Linked DNA regions of Homo sapiens: region 1 is linked to region 2. Evidence: chromatin contacts called from ENCODE Hi-C or POLR2A ChIA-PET data. All regions are on one chromosome and are shown on one strand. Each heading gives the region's core, a stretch centred on a gene start or an enhancer-like site at or near the end of the contact. The rest is flanking DNA. Distances are from core to core; before and after follow the strand shown. Region 1 overlaps CFAP61 (cilia and flagella associated protein 61). Region 2 overlaps CFAP61 (cilia and flagella associated protein 61).

Region 1 (4,249 bases), core at 1,224-3,723, 35 kb after region 2:
AATTAACAAGAAAAACTGATCCACACTGAAGAGTAAAAATGACATGCATCTGTTGAATAGCTTTTTGTTTCTCTCCCCTTCGTTGTTAACTGTTTTTTCACACCCTTCAGGAGAGCTGTTTTCGCCATGGTGTGCAATCTCTCTCTCTCTCTCTCTCCACCCCCTCCCCGCCCCCTCATATGAAGGCAGAGTGTTTCATCAGGTATTATGGAAGCGACACAACTTTGAAAGAAATGAGCAAAGGCTTCTTGGAGTTATTCATTGATTCTTTACCTCTGTGAGGGCCCTGATAGTCACTTCCAGAAGATGTAAGGTAGCAGCTAGAACCCTAGGAAATATTTGAATTAATTAGTGACAGATGGAAGGACAGGGCAGTGTGGGGCCCTCTCAGGATACTGGACAGAGAAGCTGTTTGAGAAAAATTCCCATACTCGGTGCTTTTGTTTTGATATCCAGGCTCAGGCAATCTGTGTTGTTCCATAACAGTACCACCATCCCAGTGGATTGTGTTCGTTTCCACATAATCCCACTTAAGTTAGTCGCTGGAGTAGCTCCTTTGTGTAACAGAGCTTTGTGTATGTGGGCACACAGATGGAATTCAGGCAACTTCCTCACCCTGCAAACAGAAATGGCAGGAGAATGGTCACCCCCTCCTCAGTCTGACCAGGCCAGGCTCCAAAATTCTCCCTCCATGACTTGGAACGAGCAATACGTATGTATTCAGGGAGGGGCATCGCAGTGATCTCTTAGTTTCTGTGACCCCCCACCCCAAGCCCTTCTGTTGAGTCCTAAATTCAGTTCTCCAAAGATGAACACTGTCCACAGGGATTCTCCCCAACAATGGAGGAAGCCATCCCTGAAGATGCATGGTCTTGACAAAACCTTGAATTTCAACCCCAAGTCACACAAAGAAGACTCACAGCCCCCTGGACCGCTGTAAACAGCAGTCACTATTAGAGATGAAGGCCTAAAATCTCAACACTTCTTTCCACTGATGGAAAATTTGGGAGCAGGGCTCCCCTCCTGGCCTCCTCAGTATTCTGCAGACATCCTGCCCTCTGTCCCAACAGGGATCTTGCCTGCAGAGCGCTGCACCTGCTTCCTGTTTAGGGCGCAGGGCAGGCAGAAGGAGAGTGGAGAGAGAGAAGCATCCACAGGGAGCAGACTCATAAAACTACAGGGGCTTTCTAAGCAATAGCTCTCACCAAGGAATTAAACCCCACTCAGACACTGACAGAGAAATCTCTTATTCAGTCACTTCTTAACTTTTTTTTCTTCAAACAGTGCCACTCACTTACTCTAGGGCTCACTCTGTTTCCTCTTGCTTGGTGATCATTTTGCATGTTGAGATTGTGTTGTTTTGGAGACGCGTGCTCATCTTGGCATCTCGTGACAGAGCCTCTTGATGGCACAGTCTCCGTCCAGGCTTGGCTTCTGGTTCACCTCCCACACGGGAAGCCTCATGTCAAAGCAGCCACTGGCTTCTCTGCCTTCATTGTTCCATGTCCAGCAAGCAAATAAATAATTAGTTCCCACGCAGGTTTCTCTTTGTTTCTTTGAGTCAAAAATTATTCTTTGATAAGTCCTCCATAAAGCCTTCCTCTAATCCTCCACGAAACCTTCCTCTAATCTATCTGTATTTTGAATTGTTATTGCTAAGGATTTTGTTCTTAAAACAACGGATACCCATAGAACAAGCATATTGGAGAAATCACTGGCATGCCATGGGGAGAGTATTTGGAAGGAATAAGTAGTAGGGACAAACATGGCTGGGATACTCAGGGGATTTTGTTGGTTTTGACTTTATGTTTCCTTAAATCCAAAGTTAAAATAGTTTAATTGCAATCATCACTGACTAATCCATTAAGGATTTTAAAGAAAATAATACCACGTGACTCCTAAAGACCCTTTTGTTTGCCATTTCTAGTTTTGAAAGGTTTTAACCATGATTTCTTTTTCAAGAAACATTTCAATTGTATTTTTTAGTATTTAACCAAAGAACATAGAGTGATTCTTCCTCAAGAGGAAATTATTATAGAAGACCTATTTATATATATATATATCATATTCAACTAAAAATAAAAATAAAAAAACTTCATATTCTGTACTGAACCACATTAAAAATCATTAAGGCTTAGACTATATGGTTTTCATTTAACCCTCAAAAGTGGCATTAATTTTTCAAGTGGTAACTGTTGCTTAAGATGCTATTGTGCCTGTTTGATAAATGTTTAATGATTTGGTAGTACATGCATGGCTTAAAATCCATTATTTATTGCACCTTTGCTTGCCTGGCAAAGGTGACGATTTTATAGCCCCAGCAGTCATGCAAACACATTTATACCAAACCGATGACTGATAATAAATTTCCTTACTGTAAATGTCAGTGGGTTTCATGTGTTGCTGCCATTACATCTTGTTTGGAAGCTGAATGCTACACAGTTATGGGAGGCGCCAGATGGTGTCATTAACACGAACACTGGGACTGTTTACCGCTGACGTGCGTGTGAGAAATTAAAAGTACGTGACCTATCTTTACACTGACGTGTGATGTCAGTGGTGAACGGGTGTTAATTACAGTGCAATATGCTTGCCTAGTCCCTTCCATCCCACTCAGAGGGGTTTTAGGGAATTTTTTGAAAATAGTTTGTGTTTGAATATACACAGAGTGAGCAAAAGGGAGAATTTCCCGAGGACTCCTGTTTGGTTTTGTATTTGGAGTCTCAGACACCCTGCAAGTCACAGCTGTCATCACATAGGTGTCACTCTCATGAGCAGCAACCCACATCCCTGCCAGGACTTCTGGGCATGGGGAAGCCTTTTGTGCTGATTAATTACAGCAGTATTGTTATTGCTGTTTGCTTGGTTGGGGGTTTTATTTTTATTTTCGTAACTACTTCAGATATTTTGAATACTGTTTTGGAAAAGTTTCCATTGAGAGCATGGAATTAACATTTTTTTAAACTGCTGTCAAAATCATCAGGAATTGATTCAAAGAATGAGAAGAAAAACAGTGGAAATTTTCTATACCAATTTTTTTTTTTTCATGGGATGGGATCTTCATTTCCTAAGAATTAGCGGTAAAGACTTAGATCTTTATTTTCCCTGATCTGATGTGAAGTATCTGAGTGACTGAAATTAGCCTTGTGTGTTTTATTAAAATGTTTCTCTAACTTGTGTTCAGCAGTGGCCACTCCCATTTATTGTATTTCAGCTTCCTTCCTGTTGACGTTTCTGCTTAGCTCTCTTTTCATTTCTATTTAAAAAGAAGGTGGATTTGTTTTATTCCTCCCTCCAAGTCCTTCACTTGAACCAAGAGGCTATTCCATTGAATCTGACCAAATTCCTTTGAACTTTGTAGCCTTAGCATACTCTGTAGGAATTTTCAGAAAGGCTTATTCTTTCAAAACAATCATTGTGCATTGCTTTTACAAAAGCCCAGCGAGCCTTTTGGTGTACAGAATTTTCAAGTCATGTGAAAGAGAATACAAACCATTGTTTGCATTGAGATGAAAGAGATATGCTTAATTTCTTCAGACTAAGTCAGAGATACAATTGGATGTCAACAGAAATAGTGAGCCTAGCTGAAAGACTAAAATTGTGCATGGAGGCACACATTAGAAATTTAAAATAGAGTCGCGCATGTTAGCTTGCTCACAGGACACATGTGTGTTGAAAATATCCAGGAGTGAAAATAAATATGAAATAAATATCCAGGAGTGAAAATGGTGGCAAGATAGCAAGATTGAAAAGTTGTATCTGTGGAACAGCACTCACTTGGACCAAACTTCTCAGAAAAATGAGTTTTCTGCCACTGCTATCGTTGTTCTAGCAAATGAACCAGAGGCCTAAGCCAGCAGAGCAAATAGCCACTTAAGTTACTGGGCCTGAGCAAACAGCATATTCCCTGGGGGAACAGAAGTTCTCATCTTATTCTGTGTGCAGAGATTTACCAAATAATGTTGCCTGAAGGGAGGTCGTGGTGTGGACACAATTGGCCATCAGCTTTCCCTCCCAGCCTTTTGTCCCAACTCCTTCTCCTCCCTTTGTGTCTCCCTCTGTGTCTGCTTCTTGTATTGCCTCTGCATGACCATGCAGCCTTCTCCTTTCAAAGGTTGCTCTCAGAACATAATCTGCAAATCCATTCATGTAGACTGACCTATGGGTCAGTGGGTGTGTCATCCTTCCAAATCCTTGCCCTGGCTTTTCCCTCTCATCCAGAAACTTGTTCCCTCTTGTTCACCTGGAA
Region 2 (4,671 bases), core at 1,040-3,539:
AATCACTAATATTCCTATACACCAACCACAGTCAAGCCTAGAGTCAAATCAAGAGTGCAATCCCATTCACAATTGCCACAAAAAATAAATAATATACCTAGGAATACACCTAACCAGTGAGAGATGAAAGATCTCTACAAGGAGAACTACAAAACACTGCTCAAAGAAATCAGAGATGACCCAGACAAATGAAAAACATTCCATGGTCATGGATAGAAAGAATCAATATCATTAAAATGACCATACTGCCCAAAGCAATTTATAGATTCAATACTATTCCTGTTAAACTACTATTGACATTCTTCACAGAACTAGAAAAAACTGTTTTGATATTCATATGGACCCGAGAAAGAGCCAGAATAGCCAAGGCAATCCTAAGCAAAAAGAACAAAGCTGGAGGCATCACCCTACCTGACTTCAAACTATACTGCAGTGCTACAGTAACCAAAACAGCATGGTACTGGTACAAAAACAGACACATAGACCAATGGAAGAGAATAGAGAACCCAGAAATAAGCCTGTACACCTACAACTATCTAATCTTCAGCAGACCTGATAAAGCAGTGGAAAAAGGATTCCCTATTCAATAAATCGTGCTGGGATAACTGGGTAGCCATGTGCAGAAGACTGAAACTGGACACCTTACTTACACCATATACAAAAATTAACTCAAGGATTAAAGACTTAAATGTAAAACACAAAACTATAAAAACCCTGGAAGACAACCTAGGCAGTACCATTCTGGACATAGGAATGGGCAAAGGTGTCATGATGAAGATGCCAAAAGCAATTACAACAAAAGAAAAAATTGACACATGGTATCTAATTAAAGAGCTTCTGCACAGCAAAGGAAACTGTCCACAGAGTGAACAGACAACCTATAGAATGGAAGAAAAGTTTTGCAAACTATGCATCTGACAAAGGTCTAATATCCAGCATCTATAGGGAACTTAAACAAATTTACAAGGGAAAAACAACCCCATTAAAAACTGGGCACCTGTAGTCCCAGCTACTGAGGAGGCTGAGGCAGGAGAATGGCGTGAACCCGCAAGGTGGAGCTTGCAGTGAGCCGAGATCACGCCACTGCACTCCAGCCTGGGCAACAGAGTGAGACTCTGTCTCAAAAAGAAAAAAAAAAAACTGGGCACAGAACGTGAATAGACACTTTTCAAAAGAAGACATACATGCAGCCAACAATCATAAGAAAAAAAGCTCTACCTCACTGATCATTAGAGAAATGCAGATCAAAACCACCAAGAGATACCATCTCACACCAGTCAGAATGGCTATTACAAAAAAGTCAATAACAGATGGAGAGGTTGCAGAAAAGCAGGAATGCTTATACTCTATTTGTGGGAGTGTAAATTAGTTCAACCATTGTGGAAGACAGTGTGACGACTCCTCAAAGACGTAAAAGCAGAAATAACATTCCACCCAGCAACCCCACTACTGAGTATATATCCAAAGGAATATAAATCATTCTAAGGACACATACACACACATGTTCATTGCAGCACTATTCACAATAGCAAAGACATGGAATCAATCTAAATGCCCGTCAGTGTTAAAGTGGATAAAGAAAATGTGGTACAGATACACCATGGAATACTATGCAGCCATAAAAAAGAATGAGATCTTGTCCTTTGCAGGAACATGGATGGAGCTGGAGGCCATTATCCTTAGCATACTAATGCAGGAACAGAAAACCAAATACCACACATTCTCACTTATAGGTGGGAGCTAAATTATGAGAACACATGGACACATAGAGGGGAAAAACAGACACTGGGGCAAATCAGAGGGTGGAGGGTGGGAGGAGGGAGAGGATCAGGAAACATAATTAATGGATACTAGGCTCAATACCTGGGTGATAAATAATCTCTACAACAAACCCCAATGACACAAGTTTGTCTATATAACCAACCTTCACGCGTACCCCTGAATTTAAAGTAAAAGTTATATATATACACATATATATGCATATATATGTATATATATGTATATATACATATGTGTATATATATAACTTTTATGTGTATATATATAACTTTTATATGTATGTGTATGTATACACACACACACACACACACACACATAACCTTGTGTCTAAAACAATTCATCCACTCAATTTGGGATTGAAAATCCCAATCTTTTTCCTTCCACTTTCATATATGATATTCTACTTTATTGTGTGTGTGACCTGATTAAATACTAGAAACCCTGATCCTTGAGGTCAAAGTCAGCCAAAAACAGGAAGAAGCAAACCTCTTGTGAAGCAGGTGACCCAGACTGCAAGACTCTGAGGACTCAAGAAGGGGCCACTTTGGGTGGGGCTTCATCACTTCTTCACCGAGAGGTGTCATTTCCTGAGGACTAATAGATTCGGGCATTCAAGTACATCAGAGAGAGAAAGCATAAGAGAGAGGTGACCTGGAGAGGTAAAGCCTTGGGAAGCCCTCCGGAGACCTTGCTTTTTCTGTGGATGGAAGAAGCCATGTGGATGGGTAATGAAAAACATAGCTAATCTCCCTCACTGATTCAAGGTAGCTTTAGAACTATGCTTGCACCCTTGGGAAAAGAACACTAAACCCTTCTGGTTACTGAGTACACATTCACTTCTGGGAAGATCAGGCAAGGTGATATGTGGAACAGGTAGAGGGAGGTGGGAATGTTCTCCTTCCTGGCTATAGGCCATGGGACTGAAAGATGGGAGCCACCATAATGGCTAAAATGAAAGAAGCAACTTCCTATTGAAAACTTGCAGAGAGATGAAAGTAGGGCCACGTTTAGGTGCATCCAATGAGCCACCATCTTCTGAAGTCCTGCCAGGCCTAAGTCGGTACATAATCATTGAAGCGGACTTTGTTTTATTGGATATTTATTTAGCAGATTTAAAGTTCATTCCACAGAAGGTCTTGGTATCATTTTATAAACCCTCAATGAATACTCTAAATCTCTATGATTTATCTGAGAATAGGGTAAGAAATAAAGATAGCTGCTTGATAATTTGACAACAGTATTCTGTTGGTACGGATGACATAATATATATTTTTAGATCCATGTCATTTTAATTAAGGATTTTAATTAGTGTTTTTTGTTGAGAATAAAATAGTATGCATCCTTACAACTTTGTCTTAAAGTCATTGTATTTTTCAAGGGGCTTTCTCTAGCAAAAACACAGATGAAGGTCTCCATAACAATTGGTCCGCTTCTAACCTCATGTGCCTTATTTAAAATTTTAAAGAATTGCAGAATTATTTCTCAAAATATGGTCTGGAGTCAATAGCAGTTCAGCTTCACGAGAGCAGAAATTGTGGACTGTCTGGTTCCCTGATGTATCCCCAGCACCCAAAACACGGGCACACAGCAGATGTTTAATAAATATTTGTGATGGAGTGAATGAATGATTCTTAATCCATTTTAATCATTGATTTTAAGGAAATATGTCTTAATTGAGAGTTTATTTCTTACATTTATTCATTTTTCACTTTTTCCTGCCAATTGCTATGTAGAAGCAATTAAAAGCAATTTCCTTTGTAAAGGAAATACCCTTGTAGCAACAAGTATGTGTCCCATTTTTGTTTGTTTGTTTGTTTGCTATGAGAATGCTTTATTAGGCAAAACCACATACTGTGAAAATGCTTTAAAATGCAACAGGAGGAGATGTGAAGACACAAAGAACAAGTGCATAGTGACACATGGCTATCAGAACACACTAAGTAAAGAATCCACACCTCTTCCACCCTTTATCCAGAAAAGGAAGGAGCTAGATCACCTCCTCCTCAGGTTCCCCACATCTCATTCTAGTTAAAGCGAAAACAAACAGGCTGCTGTTCTCAGCACCCAGTGTGGAAGGAATAGTATATATAGAGCCACCTTGCCTCAGAGTCTGCCAAAAAAAGGTCACATGTGGAATAAGACTTACCTTCTGATTTTTTTTTCTTTTCTTTTCTTTTTTTTTTTTTTTAGATAGAGTCTCACTGTTTTGCCCAGGCTGGAGTGCAGTGGCACGACTTCGACTCACTGCAACCTCTGCCTCCTGGGTTCTGGGTTCAAGTGATTCTAGTGCCTTGGCCAACCAAGTAGCTGGGATTACAGGCATGAGCCACCATGCACGGCTAATTTTTGTATTTTTAGTAGAGATGGAGTTTCACCATGTCAGCTGGGCTGGTCTTGAACTCCTGGTCTCAAGTGATCCTCCTGCCTTGGCCTCCCAAAGTGCTGGGATTACAGGTGTGAGCCACCTCACCCAGCCAGCCTACATTCTGCTTTTTGAGCTGAGTAAAAACCTTTTGGGAAATAGTTCTCAGAGGCAAATACAGACATAGAGAGCAGCCCCATTCAGTAGGAATACGCTGTGAGCCACATGTGTAATTTTAGATTTTTGAATAGCCACATTAATTTAAAAATCAAAAAGTAGGTGAAATTAATTGTAACATTTATTTCTTATTTAACCCATTATATCCAAAATATTATTGTTTCAGCGTGTAATCAATATTTAAAAAGCACGAATGAGATACTTTATGTTACTTTTTTGTACCAAGTCCACAATTCAGTGGATATTTTATTCTTACAGCACATCTCAATTCTGAGTACCACATTTCAAGTGTACAGGCTCTTGTACTGGACAGTGTCATTTTAGAGGAGGGCACAAACATACAGCCATAGCCC

Evidence for each region. A loop is a pair of places that touch in the nucleus more often than their neighbours do. ChIA-PET counts read pairs that join two places held with the same protein, here RNA polymerase II (POLR2A). Pooled maps may share reads with other maps.
Region 1: a map of natural killer cell shows a loop between it and region 2 (6-fold over the local background). The contact joins two enhancer-like sites. A Hi-C loop is called at or near these places in 1 of 168 maps with a recorded cell type or tissue (natural killer cell), 4 of 37 single-sample maps with no recorded cell type and 2 of 50 pooled maps. POLR2A ChIA-PET finds 5 or more read pairs at or near these places in 1 of 52 experiments (PC-3).

The regions. Positions count from the first base shown.
Region 1 is chr20:20,213,763-20,218,011 of GRCh38, forward strand. All of the region lies in intron 17 of CFAP61 (cilia and flagella associated protein 61), which reads left to right. Among named protein-coding and RNA genes, the nearest start is that of CFAP61-AS1, 52 kb to the right of the region's middle. Within about 2 kb of position 2,474, at least 6 of the 41 ENCODE cell types and tissues checked have a DNase peak (open chromatin) inside an H3K27ac peak, as active enhancers do; they include natural killer cell, where a contact is called at or near this core.
Region 2 is chr20:20,179,207-20,183,877 of GRCh38, forward strand. The region is part of intron 13 of CFAP61 (cilia and flagella associated protein 61); the gene reads left to right. Among named protein-coding and RNA genes, the nearest start is that of CFAP61-AS1, 86 kb to the right of the region's middle. Within about 2 kb of position 2,290, at least 2 of the 41 ENCODE cell types and tissues checked have a DNase peak (open chromatin) inside an H3K27ac peak, as active enhancers do; they include natural killer cell, where a contact is called at or near this core.